Linked DNA regions of Homo sapiens: region 1 is linked to region 2. The links are chromatin contacts, found by Hi-C or POLR2A ChIA-PET in ENCODE. All regions are on one chromosome and are shown on one strand. The core of a region is the stretch at or near the end of the contact, and the rest is flanking DNA. Distances in the headings are between cores, read along the strand shown. Region 1 holds the start of TSPAN3 (tetraspanin 3). Region 2 holds the start of LINGO1 (leucine rich repeat and Ig domain containing 1).

Region 1 (2,713 bases), core at 132-2,631, 560 kb after region 2:
CCCCTTCCTACAGCACAGTGATCATGTTCCGGTCTCTGGGCCTTTGTCCTTGCTGCTCTCATCTTTGGGCTGTTCCCCTCACCTCCCTTGGGTCCCCTCCAATGTTCTCTCCTCAGAGAGGACTCCTCTCATCACTCTATTCCTTTCCTCTGAATTGTTTCCTAACACTACCTCATGTCATATACCCACTTGCCCGTTTGTTTATGGTCTGCCTCCTCTGCCCGAACGAATGTAAGCCATGGAAGGAAGGATACGTCTTGCTCACAGTGGAATATCCACCACCGACAACAGTGAGGCCCAGAGGGGACACGCGGCAAGTTTGATGAGTGAATAAATGGCTGTTGCTGCTGCTTGGTGTAAATGCACAGGATGCTGAGATTAACAGGTACTTCTGAGAGTGCCTGGGAAAGGTGATGAGTGGGGGAGATTGCATGAGAGCGAGCTGATAAAGACCAGTAAATGGAAATCCTTACGGGCGCGGTCAAGGAGGGAGTGCAGGATTATAATGGCAGGAAAGACAGCAAACAGAGGCAGTTTATTGTGTGACTGATGATGTGTTTTTTGCACTAGACCACTTACTATGTGTGGCTCTGGGCGAACTTCTTAACCTTTCTAAGCCTCAATTACCCGATCAGTAAAATGAGGCTGATAACCATAGTGCCTTCCATCCAGGGTTGTGGTGGGGGTTAAATGAACTAATGGAGCCTGGCACCGGGTGAGCACCCAATAATTAATTGCTATGACGGATTCAAGATTGGGGGAAGAATGTGAAATGTTGCAATGCAAAGAGATGTTTCTGTAATCGTTGCGAATCTTGGTCCAAAACTTACTACCCTGGAATAGAACTTGTTCCCAACCACTCACCCACACAAACATGTCTCTGCCTTGCTAACGCCATCACCAGCCTTTTCTCCTCTCTGACTCTTCTGAGGTCTAGCCCAGCGCCTGGTACAATAAGTTTCTCCATAAGTATTTGTTGTTTTTCTTTGCACTTCTCACCAACAGTGCTGCCAAGATTTTAACCTGGTCAGGAGAATCTGGTCAGGCAGAGATTAGTGTCTCCAACCTTCCTAGGGGAGAATGGGCTAGGTAGAAAGATAGCACTCAGAGGGCTCTGAATCATCTATAAGGGTGGCATAGTCATAGGAGGAGAGTGGGTTTGGTCCACCAGAACCTCCCTAGGGAGCCATCTGCGTCCAAGGGCGGCCAGAGGCCAAGAAAAGGCGCTGAGGCCTTGGCTCCTTTAAGAGGCGTGGCCTCACTGCAGCCTCCGCAGAGGCGATTGGCTGAAGCTACCGGCCGCGTGGGGCGGGACTCGGTTGCCAGGGAGCGGCGCGGGAGCCCTGAGGGGACTGCGGCGGCTGCGCGGAGGAGCGAGGCACTTGCTGGGGTCGGGGCTGCGCGACGGCGCAGGGGCTGCGGGGAGCGCCGCGCAGGCCGTGCAGTTCCTAGCGAGGAGGCGCCGCCGCCATTGCCGCTCTCTCGGTGAGCGCAGCCCCGCTCTCCGGGCCGGGCCTTCGCGGGCCACCGGCGCCATGGGCCAGTGCGGCATCACCTCCTCCAAGACCGTGCTGGTCTTTCTCAACCTCATCTTCTGGGTGAGCGGGGCCGGGCAGAGCGAGGGGCCGGCGGCGGGGCCGGGCGAGGCCGCGGCGGAGGCGCCCGTGGGGGCCGGGCTTGGGCCTGGGCGGGCGCGCGGGGGCCGCGCGCGGGCCCTCAGGCGGCTGAGGCGAGGGGAGGGCCGGGTGTGAGGCCGCTTCGCGAGGTCCCTGCCGGACCAAGCCGGGAGCCTGGGCGCGGAGGACAGCGAGGGGAGGCCTTCAGGGACTCCACGGCCTCCAGCCGGCGCCTCCGCGCTCGGCCCACGCGGGCTGGCTCCGTGCCAGGCGCCCCAGTCTCCCCCCCCCGGAGTCGCCGGCTGGACGGAGAGCGCTTATTGCAGACTGTAGCAGGACGTCGGGCTCGAAATAGGATCTTCGCCAGAGGCTCAGGTTCCGCGCTCTTTGTCGGGGCCTCGCAGACGAGTGGCCGTCCCGAGGCGGGCAGATCCGCGGGGACGCTGCGGAGCCGGGGCGGGGGTTCCACTTAACGCCCTTTGTGTGTGGAGAACCGGCTGACTGTCACCAGCCCAGAAAATGAAGGGTTTCAACTCGAGGAGCCAAATAATCCATTGACCAAGAACATCGGTCTATTTGTTTTGGTCATGGGGGTGACCAAACTGTGAGATTATAACTCTTGGTTAAATATATGATGGAGATGTCACAAGATTTTGAAAGTGATGAGTTCACTTTCAATAAAAGGTGGCTTATGAATTTTTAAGGGGTACACCCTCTTTGAAAGGAATGTTTATGTCATCTTAGTTTGGGTCCTTATCTCATCAGGGACTTTTATAGTAACCTAAGTTGTTCCTATCCGTCTCTCCACCCTCCAGCCCATCTGGACTTTGCACCCGGATAAATCTTTTAAAACGTTTCCTCTATCACATCACTTGATCTGAAAATAAGGAAAACAGAAGCTTCAGCGGTAGAATAAGGTTCAACTCCTTCCCCTGGTCTTGGAGCAGAAGTCCTCAGTCTGGTCCCAAATCACCTTGCCTCTCTGAACTTGTCATTTCCTTAAACACTTGAGTGCCCTGGACAGATTGCTCTGTCCACAGTCGCCAGAGCACTCCTTGAACATTCCGGTTAACCATACTGTGCCTCTTCCTCCTCCC
Region 2 (2,700 bases), core at 116-2,615:
GGTCTGTGCAAGCCTTTGGGCTGTGTGTGAGGCTGAACAGCGAGAAACAAGGTGCTGTTGGGGGTGGGGAGAGGTCCCTCCGTGGCAACCAGGCATCTCTGCAATGATGTTGCGCAGGCTTCCTGGGAGAGGGGGTGTCACTGGAACTGGGATTCCAGCGTCTGCCCCAGAATCCGAGAGGCTTTGGGCTAGATCCCCTCCCCCAGCCTCAGCTGCCCCTGTGGACTCAAGCTATTAGGAGTATTCATGTGCTAATGGGTTGTTCCCAGCAGGGGAGGAGGGATGGCCGTGCCGGGCGGTGTCAGCATTGATGGTTATTCTAATAAAACTGGCTTGGTGGTAAAGGGCGTCTGGCTTCAAGGAGATGGAGGGGGTAGTATAGGGAAAAAGGTGAGGTCCTGAGGGTGGTAACCTACTCTGCAGGCTTTGCCAAGACATCCCTGCTGGCCTAGTTTCTGTATCTGAGGATCAAGGAGGATCTGGATCTCCGAGGAGAGGTCCCATTCCTTGGGCCCGTCTGAAGTTGTGGCCCCAGCCGAGGATCCCCGGGACCATTCCGGGAGGAGGGAACAGTCAAGCCCAGGCGGAGGCTCTGCGCTGCCCTCTGCTGGCCACTGGGTGCAGGGCCTCCGGACGGAGCGGGCCAGAGAGGCCTGCCGCCCTCTGCTGGACAGGAAGCCAGGCTGGGCGGGGACCCCGGCTCCTGGGTAGAGCTGCCGGGCCAGCGCGGCTTCCTCGCCGTCCCCTGGAGCTTCCCATTCTGCCTGCCTCGCCCTCCCGCGCTAGAATGTGGGCCCTCTAGCCTCGCGGACTTTCGAGAGGAGGGGACAGGGCCAGGACGGGGGCTCCCGGTCGGCCTCCCCATGCCGCCCTCCAAACAACCCTGTTCGTGTAGGGAGCCCTGTCCGTCCTCGTGCGTGTGTTCGTCCACAGCCCAGTTAACACGTGTAAACACACTCGCGCGCTCACATGCACACGCATGTGGCAACACAAAAATCACACACAACGGTGTGCGCGCATACACCCAGGGAGGACCGCACGCCGGACTCCCCGACACCCGGCTGGCCCGGGACTCGCCCAGAGCCCCGGACCCGGAGGGGCGCGGCCGTGTGCAGAGCTGGAGCGCCTGGCTGGTGCGCCCCTCGCCTGCGCACCCCTGCCTGTTTCGCTGCCCTAAGCGTGCAGGGCAGCGGCTGGGGCGCCCCTCGCTCTCCGCCCCCTCCGCTGAAAGGAGACGAACCACCCCCCACCCCACCACCACCATCACCAGGTTTTGCGGCCGCGCCTTCTCCTCCCCCGCCCGGCTCCCGCGGCTCACTCGCTCCCTCCTCCCTCGATCCCTCCTCCCTCCCTGGCTCGCTCCTAGTGCTCCCTCCCCGCGCCGCTGCAGAGCGCGGAGCCCGAGCGGGAGCCGGCGCGGGAGCCGGAGCGGGCGGCGGGCGACAGCGCAGGCGGCGGCGGCGGCGGTGGGTCCTGGTCCCGGCCCCGGAGGGCGCGGAGTCCCCACCCGCGCCGCTCCGGCCCCTCTCCCGACGCGGGGCGCCGAGCAGCATGCGCGGCCGCTGCCCGCCGGCCCCGGCCCCGCGGCGGAGCGCGCCCGGCCTCGACCCCGGCCCCAGCGGCAGAGGCGGCGGCGGCGGCTCCGGGCCGGCCCAGGGGGCAGAAGCAGGCTCGCGCAGCCCCTGTCCCGCGGCCTGAGCGCGCCCGCCCATCCGCCCGCCGGGGCCGCGGCCTCCCGCCTCCCCACTCCCGAGCCCCGGCCCCGGCTCCGGCTCGGCTCCCGCCCGCGCGGGGCGGACAGACGGACAGCCAGCCCCGCGAGGGCGCGCGGACTGCCGGGCGGAGGTGTCGGAGGAGGAGGAAACGGAGGAGGGGGCTGGGCAGGGGCTGGGGCCTGGTCGGGCCGGCTGGAGAGACATGCGATTGGTGACCGAGCCGAGCGGACCGAAGGCGCGCCCGAGATGCAGGTGAGCCAGGCGGCCGCGGCCGAGCCCCGAGCGGGCAGCCCCGCGGCGAGTGCCCCTGGGGGCCGCCATCGGCCCTGGCTGCGCCCTCCTGGGGTTGCAGGGCACCTCGGTGCCACCCAGACCTCCTTTGGGGTCATAGGCCTGATTTCCCCTCAAGCCTCAGAAATGAAAATTCTTCCTTTTCCACCTCCCCTCTCTCCAACCCCAACAAATTCCGGGTTTGTAAGCTGGGAGCCTGGAGCTGGGGAGGGGCCCCCACGGGTGTCCCAGACCTGCTCTGGTCTCCCCTTCCTGTCCCCCCTCCCATTCTGAGTATTGGTCACTCTAGAGGGTAAGCCCCCTGCTCAGCCCTGGGTGGGTACCTCCCTTCGTGGACCCCAGGTACCCCCAGGCAGCCCCCACCAGCACCAGACACTCCCTAGCTGGTGGACACAGGTCAGGGGCTGGGTTTCTCCACAAGCTCCAGCCTGGATGGCAGCTCCCCACCACACACAAGCATCGCCCCTTTCCAGCTCCTGCCCAGTGAAAAGGAGATGGGGAGTAGGGAGAGTGGAAGGAAGGGAGTTGGGGACCGGGAGCGCCCAGGAACGCTTTAGGGGCCTCCCCTTTGTCTGCGTTCAGCCCGGGCTTCTCACCTCCTCTTGCCCCACTTTTCATTCTAAGGCAGAGCGGGTGGGAGGTGGGAACCAGCTGAGAAGAGGGAGGTAAGGAGGGAGCCTCCTGCTCCCCCTCA

What was found. A loop is a pair of places that touch in the nucleus more often than their neighbours do. ChIA-PET counts read pairs that join two places held with the same protein, here RNA polymerase II (POLR2A). Pooled maps may share reads with other maps.
Region 1: a pooled map shows a loop between it and region 2 (3-fold over the local background). The contact joins the promoter of TSPAN3 here to the promoter of LINGO1 in region 2. A Hi-C loop is called at or near these places in 2 of 50 pooled maps. POLR2A ChIA-PET finds 5 or more read pairs at or near these places in 2 of 52 experiments (WTC11 and activated T-cell).

What each region holds. Positions count from the first base shown.
Region 1 is chr15:77,069,777-77,072,489 of GRCh38, reverse strand. TSPAN3 (tetraspanin 3) reads left to right here and starts at 1,381. Exons shown (of 7, transcript NM_005724.6): 1 at 1,381-1,598. The coding sequence starts at 1,536. RefSeq lists an enhancer at 1,015-1,074 and a silencer at 1,215-1,914.
Region 2 is chr15:77,631,577-77,634,276 of GRCh38, reverse strand. It overlaps LINGO1 (leucine rich repeat and Ig domain containing 1), which reads left to right and starts at 1,365. Exons shown (of 2, transcript NM_032808.7): 1 at 1,365-1,967. The coding sequence starts at 1,962. RefSeq lists enhancers at 412-541, 1-546.